Linked DNA regions of Homo sapiens: region 2 is linked to region 1. A link is a loop called in an ENCODE intact Hi-C map of the cell type or tissue named here. Cell type or tissue: PC-9. All regions are shown on one strand. Links, peaks and the distances in the headings refer to the core of each region. The heading gives the core; the rest is flanking DNA.

Region 1 (4,277 bases), core at 960-3,459:
GCTCTTATGGAGTTCAAATAAATCTCAGGAGGTGGATATTTAAGATGTGTTTTCATGGTGTCCCCTTACAGATATTTTGATGGAAGTCATTGTTGCCTCCTTTGTATAATATGAAACAATAACAATAAATTTGGCTGGGTAGGTAGAGTGGGAGGATGCAGCCATGAATATATACACAGATAGTTGATGCACGGTGTCTATTCCCTTGGGCTGTGGCTGACTAGACATTCATATAATTCAGGAAACATTTATCAAGTGCCTACTGTGTGCCACACTCTGTTGCAAGCTTTTCCCCGGAGCAGGTTACCACATGACTCCCAGAACAGCAAGAAAGGAGGTGCGTGACTACTCCATATTTCTATTGTTTCTCATGGAATTAATCACTTTTTAATTGTTTTTTTTTCTCATCTAAAACCAAACACATACAGAAACACACATGACATACACTCCGTTCTCTGTCCTCAGTGGCTAGATTTCAGGGAAGTTAAGGCACTTGAAGCTAAATAAGTAAGCCTTTTACTCTCTAATATAATGTGTTTAACAGAAAAACTTCCAGGTACATTTTAATGCCACCGTTCCTTGGAGTCTATTTAGATACGACTTTGGCATGTTCTACCTGGGGATTTGACCCCATTAGTGATGGCCCTATTTGCAATATTCCTTCTGGCACATCCACTGAAGGGGATCAAGCCCACTGCCCTAATCAGGCAACTTGAATACTGACAAAACAAATCAATAAGCTCACTGGAGAATTTTACTGAGCCTGGCATCAAATGTTTGGGGTATTTTAATTTCTAAAAAAATTCCACCCCTTTTACATTTAAACCATCTGAGAAATGTTATGCAGATGTAACTTGAATGCAACTGTTTGTAGCTCCATTAAAGGTTAAATTTGCATAAAAATTAAGTTATTAAATGAAAACTGTACTGCATTGAGGGTGCATTATACTGTGATTGACAAAACTCAATTTTGTAGACTGACAGTGAGACTTAGATACATTTAGATAATACAGGGAAATAAACCTCAGGATATCCTATGAAAAAGAATAAAATAGTTGAGGAGGTAGAGCCATTTGGATGCTAACACTTTGGCCAAAGTTAGATAAAAGAGTATATTGTATGTGTTTACAGTGAGACATATTTGCTGGTATTTTTGTTCTTTTGGTGCAATGGGATATAATTTGGTATACTCAGTAAACAATCTTCTGAATGGAATTTAAGGACCATTAAAATGCAGATCCAACAACACGATAGAGAATGTTAAATAATGTGAACATGGAGAGTAGCCTAGTCAAATGGGAATGGGAACATTCGATGACCTGAGAGGTTTGCTGTTATTCTTCTGTCAGGGGAACCTATGCTGGCTAAAAGACCTTGTAAGAGAAGTTCATAAAACATTCATACATGTAATTAAAGCTTCTCTAACTTAAGAGCTAGGGCATGCATCTTCTGGATAATTCACTTAATTTGCAGTTTTAATTGTGGTTAGTGTAGATTTCTGAAATTTCTACATCCGTTAACAACAATATATTATTTTTTAAAGTCTCCTTATAAAAATGCTTCATGAATCTAAAATGTAATTCAGAGTAAAATTCATTACCTTTAGGAAACGTAATTGAAAACATTTTCTCTTACTCCAAGAAAGATTGAAATGGCTATCCAAGTAATGAAAATGGTACAATGAAAAATTACGGCCTCCACAGGCCATCAGTTACGGCATCGTCTTCTACTTATACATAAACTTTTCTTGAAATACAACTACAAATATAATTCACGACGCATTTTCAAAGTTGGCAAGTGTACCATATCAGGAGATTCTACCAATTTCCATAGTTATTTTAAAAACAATTTCTTTCACATTCAGTGCAAAATAAAATAAGTTCAGAGAAGTTTCACAGACTGATTTTCTGGGGTTCCTCAGGGCATCTCAGTGTTTTAAAACAACAAATACCTGTTTGGATATTCTCTTCAAGTTTTTCCTTAAATTTTGGAAAGCAGTGAAAGGTTTTAGGATCTAAGAAGAATTTACTTAATGATCAGCTAATAAGGATCAGGAATTTACTTAAAGATTATCACAAATGATGATACCTCTCAAATAGAGACACTGGCAGAACAATGCTTGTCTGGTGACTCATACATATCTTTGCTAGAGGGAGTGGTATGTAGACAAAGGATTAAATAGTATTAAAGTTAACTAAAGACAAATAGAGATATCAGAGCCTGAGGCTACTGGCTTCTGCAGCAGATTGCCCCCATAGGTAATAGTTCATTTGTTTTGTACAGTGTTTTTATAACTTTAGTGAAGATTAGAATCACCTGCAGGACTTTTTAAAAGACAGATGATCAGGCTCTACCAACAGAGTGTCTGATTTATTAGGCCTCGCTGGGGTGGGGCCCCTGAATTTGGATTGCTCAGAAGTTTTCCCAGATGACACTAGTGATACTGTTTAAGAAACCACACTTTGAAAACTTGTGATTTGTTCCAGTTATTCCGGGTGTTGGTGCCAATCTTATTGGATTGGTTTAAATACTCTCTTTTGTAATTTCACTTAAGTCAATCAGTTTCTTGGAGATTATTGCCCAGTGATGATATTCACAAAATATGATATGGAAAACAAAAACACTAGGTTGTTAATTTCTAAACCCTGCTGGGATCACTTTCTTCAAACCTCTTAGCAGTTTAAAGGGAGTCACATGAAGTCAGTTGCAGAAGATCACAACTGGATAGACAGCACTCAACAGCCAGGAAATAACTAGGATAAATTTGCAGATCTCATTTTCTTTCCACGATTAGAAGTAATTTTGTCATGGTAATCTTGTAGTCTCTTATGGACTCACTAAAGTAAGCATAATAGGTGATGTTGACAATTTGGTTTTTATTTGGCAGAATGATGTCTAAAAAAGATAAAGGAATATTGTCATTGGATGAAACAAATATTTATCTATGAGAGGCAGAGTCCTGTAGACTTTCTAGGTTCTGCTTCTTTCATCGTTGGACATGGGCAATTTATTTAGCCCCTATGGGCCTCACTTTTATCTCCTATAAAATAATAAAAATAAAAGTACATATATTATATAGGGTTTAGTGAGATAAAGTTAAAAACTCCTGTAAATCACATAACAAATTGCCTGCCACATATAAGTACTCAATTAATATTAGCCATTAGGCTTTATGTATAATCCATAGATAAATGGACTAGCTGACTCTATCTCTTGGAGGATCTAAAAACACTTCTTTGGGCCTGCCAGTTCTGGAGAAGGGTGGAATGGGGAGACACAGTGAAGTTAGATCAAGATGATGGAGTGGAGGTCCTTTTGCACTGGAGATTGTAACAAGAATGTGGGATGAGAGGAGCGTCAGCAGGCATAGGTGCATAACAGAAGTAGTTTCTAATGAGGATTACAAAGGAGAAACAGAACAGTATTTTGCAGAAAGTCTCTATAACTGAAGGAAATGATGAAAGAGAACTTAAACCTTTTTTTCCTTGACACAAGCCATTCTCCTCCTTTTCAGGGATGTAGCTTTCTCTATCAGTACTCACCGCTTTTACTTTCCTTCTGTCTGTAGCTTCAGTCACTCTGCTGTGGGTCTCCCTGTTCTGTTATGGTACATACAAGCTACAAGGGATGCTTATTTTTTTTGTTCCCTGATAGAGTCAGTTTAGGCCCCAGAACTGATAACAAAAGGCGACAAGCATCTTTTCCTCATTCTAAGCATCTGGGCATACTAACAGGGCTCTAAAGCAATCCCGAGACTTCCTTGATAGCCAGGAGAGAACTGCATCTGCCTTTCCTCATTCTTTTTCTCACCTCCCTACTGCAAGAAGGGGAGACAGCACAATGAGTCAGAAGGAAGAAAGGAGAATAGGAGTAAAACAACAAATCAAGCCCCTCTTCCTCACTGCAGGCTAGTTAGCCTAGGCCAGGCCTGAACTACAGAAAGGTGACAAGCTTGTTATCATTTGTGAGATATGAGATACCTGTTTTGATTTTGATTAGATTGGATTTTGAGTAGTATTTTTGTTATTAATACTTAAAAAGAGCTGGTTATACAATTCCAAAGCAACCTAAGCTGTGGGGGTATATCCCGGATAGCTTCTAGAGGCTGAGAAGGAAGACCCAATAGAAAAAGTTTTAAACTGTGGTAGGAGAATTTTTTTTTTTTTGTAGTTGTTGATTTCATTCCAAGAAACATTCCATTGACCAGTGTAATATTTGCCTCTTTGATTTATTTTTAGGCTTGGAATAGAATCTTTAAATGAATAGCATATTAACTC
Region 2 (2,500 bases), core at 1-2,500, 830 kb before region 1:
TGACAGCTCAAGCTGACTACTATACATTGTCACTGGTATCATTGTTACTGCTCTGTTAATAGCTACCATTTATTGAACATAAATCCACTGAATATTCCTCCATTCAAAGATATTTCTTGAGCACCTGTTTTGTACAAGCCTGATACTAATTTATGGGAATACATTGGCACTGATAAATAAAATCACCATAGTCCCTGTTCTATGGGAGAGATTAAAATGAAACAAATATATTATAGATTATGTATATACACATATATGTGTATATATATAAGTATATATACATATGTACTTACTTATATACATATACTTATATATATACGTATATATACGTATACACATATATACGTATATATACGTATACATATATACGTATATATACGTATACACATATACGTATATATATAAGTACATACTTATATATATGTATATGTGTATATACATATATAAGTATACACTTATAGTATATACTTATATATTTATACGTATATGTGTATATACATATATTACACACGTATATAAAATATGTATGTATATTATGAATGAGCTAAATGCTGGGATGAAGAAACACAGAATTTTATGGGAGCATGTAACAAAAGGACCAAATTTAGCACGGAGGTTCCTGGAATCTTTTCTGAGAAAGTTTAAGCTAACACTTGAAATTTGACTGTGAATTGACCAGGCAACATTAGAAGGGCCAGCAGATTGAAAGAGCCTGACTCAGGTGCAGGCTTGGGACACTTGAAGAATGTAAAAAATGCTAGTCTAGCTGCAGAATATTGAGAGTGCATGGAGAATGGCATGAGATGGAGTTGGAGGAATATTCAAGTGCCAGATTATAAGGTAGCATTTTAGGCAAAGGTTGAGGTTTTTTATTTGTATTCTAAGAGCAATGAAAAGCCATTCTAAGAGCAATGAAAAGGCTTAAAGTTTAGATATGATCTTAATAGATTTTCAGATTTGAAAAGACTTTTTGATGACTCTGTGTAGGATGATCTAGGTGAAGAAAAAGAAAGTAAGACTCATTTAATATTTTAGCCTATAGGCCATATTGGCTTACACTAGGTTGCAGCAGGGGAAGATAAAAAGTTGAGGTTTGATTTAAAATATATTTAAGAGGAAGTCATAAAAAGATTTCATGATTGACTGTATATGAGCACAAGGAGGTGAAGATTATCAAAAATGATCCCTAGATGTGTGGGCTGAACAACTAGCCAGATGGTGGTGCTGTTTACAAAGCTAGAGGGAAGTAAAGGAGAAGGAGTTTAGGTGGGGGAGCTGTGTGATACAGGGAGTTCAGGTGTGGACATACTCTTCTTAGGATACTGGTAAGATGGTCAAATGGAGATACTGAATAGGCTGCTGCATATTCCAGTTCGGAACTCAAAGAGAGGTCAAAGTCTGAAATATTGCCTAGTGAGTTGGCAGAATATACATGCACATGTCATGGTTGTACATGAGATTGTATACAGAGAAAGTATACGGTGATAAAAGAAGCAGATAAAACTTGGCACTGAGTCCCAAAAGAAACCAAGAGTATTCAAGAGATAGGAAGAAAACTTTTAAGATTGTAGCATCCCAGGCCACAAGGAGTGAGGAATATTTCCAGAGAGTAGTCGTCGGTCACTTTGTCAGAAACTACTATGCGGTTAAGTCATAAAAAGAAGAAAATAGCTGTTAACTTTAACAACACAGAGCTTCTACTTTAGGGCAGACATCATGCAAGACCTTTTACATCTAACTTTTAGTCTCACAGTGCAATAAGTAATATTGTCATGTTGCAGATGAAGAAATGAGCATCTGAGTGCAAGGTCACACATTGAGAAGGAGTGGAGGCAAATCTGTGTTCACCCGGGCATGATGCTGGAAAGAAGAAGCCTTATACTCTGTCACTGCCACTAGAGCCTTCACCTTTCCCTTTCTTGAACTGGATTTGCTGTATTGTCACTGTTTCTTTGTTTGTTTGTTTGTTTGGGCTTTAAAATCAAGGCCACAGAACTAGTTTCTGTTTATTTTCTTATTGCTTTATGTGTGGTAGCCCTGTCTCTCCCATTAGATTTATGAGTTCACTGAGGGCAAGCACCAGACCATAGTGTAGAGGAAAGAAAATATACTTTGCAACCTGACAGACCTGGGTCATAGTTTAAAAATTATAATGTCCATGAAGTGTCTAGAGGAGTGACAGGTACAGATGATCCAAGTGTTGAATGGATGTGACTTTTATTATTTCTGTATATTCCTTCCAACCAAGTGCACTGCAGAGAGTAAGATTAAATATTTATGTAACTTAATTGTTAGGATACCATGTGTGGTAATAAATTCTTCCTCAGTTAATTGTTCCCATCATTATTGTTAATATAGTTTAGGAGTCAATTCACTCTCCATATCAAAACTTGCCTTAACCTGGGACTGAGAAGAGAATATAAAATAAGATACTGTGCCTTTCCTTAAACCTGTGCAAATGCCATATTGGAAAACTAGACCCTTGAAAATCACCAACTAC

What was found. Hi-C counts contacts between places; a loop is a spot of excess contacts. Peaks named below come from ENCODE experiments on the same cell type or tissue, not always from the same donor. Only the 100,000 strongest peaks of a DNase experiment are listed, where the experiment ranks them.
Region 2: it touches region 1 in a loop (4-fold over the local background); 3 of 110 quality-filtered maps call a loop at or near these places.

What each region holds. Positions count from the first base shown.
Region 1 is chr3:174,953,449-174,957,725 of GRCh38, forward strand. The region is part of intron 1 of NAALADL2 (N-acetylated alpha-linked acidic dipeptidase like 2); the gene reads left to right. Among named protein-coding and RNA genes, the nearest start is that of NAALADL2, 96 kb to the left of the region's middle. In PC-9, for the core only: no CTCF peak of the experiment used is centred there; a DNase peak (open chromatin) is centred at 2,223; H3K4me3 peaks cover 322 bases; H3K27ac peaks cover 1,071 bases.
Region 2 is chr3:174,124,240-174,126,739 of GRCh38, forward strand. The region is part of intron 4 of NLGN1 (neuroligin 1); the gene reads left to right. Among named protein-coding and RNA genes, the nearest start is that of NLGN1-AS1, 200 kb to the left of the region's middle. In PC-9, for the core only: a CTCF peak has its summit at 1,191 (motif pointing right); no DNase peak of the experiment used is centred there.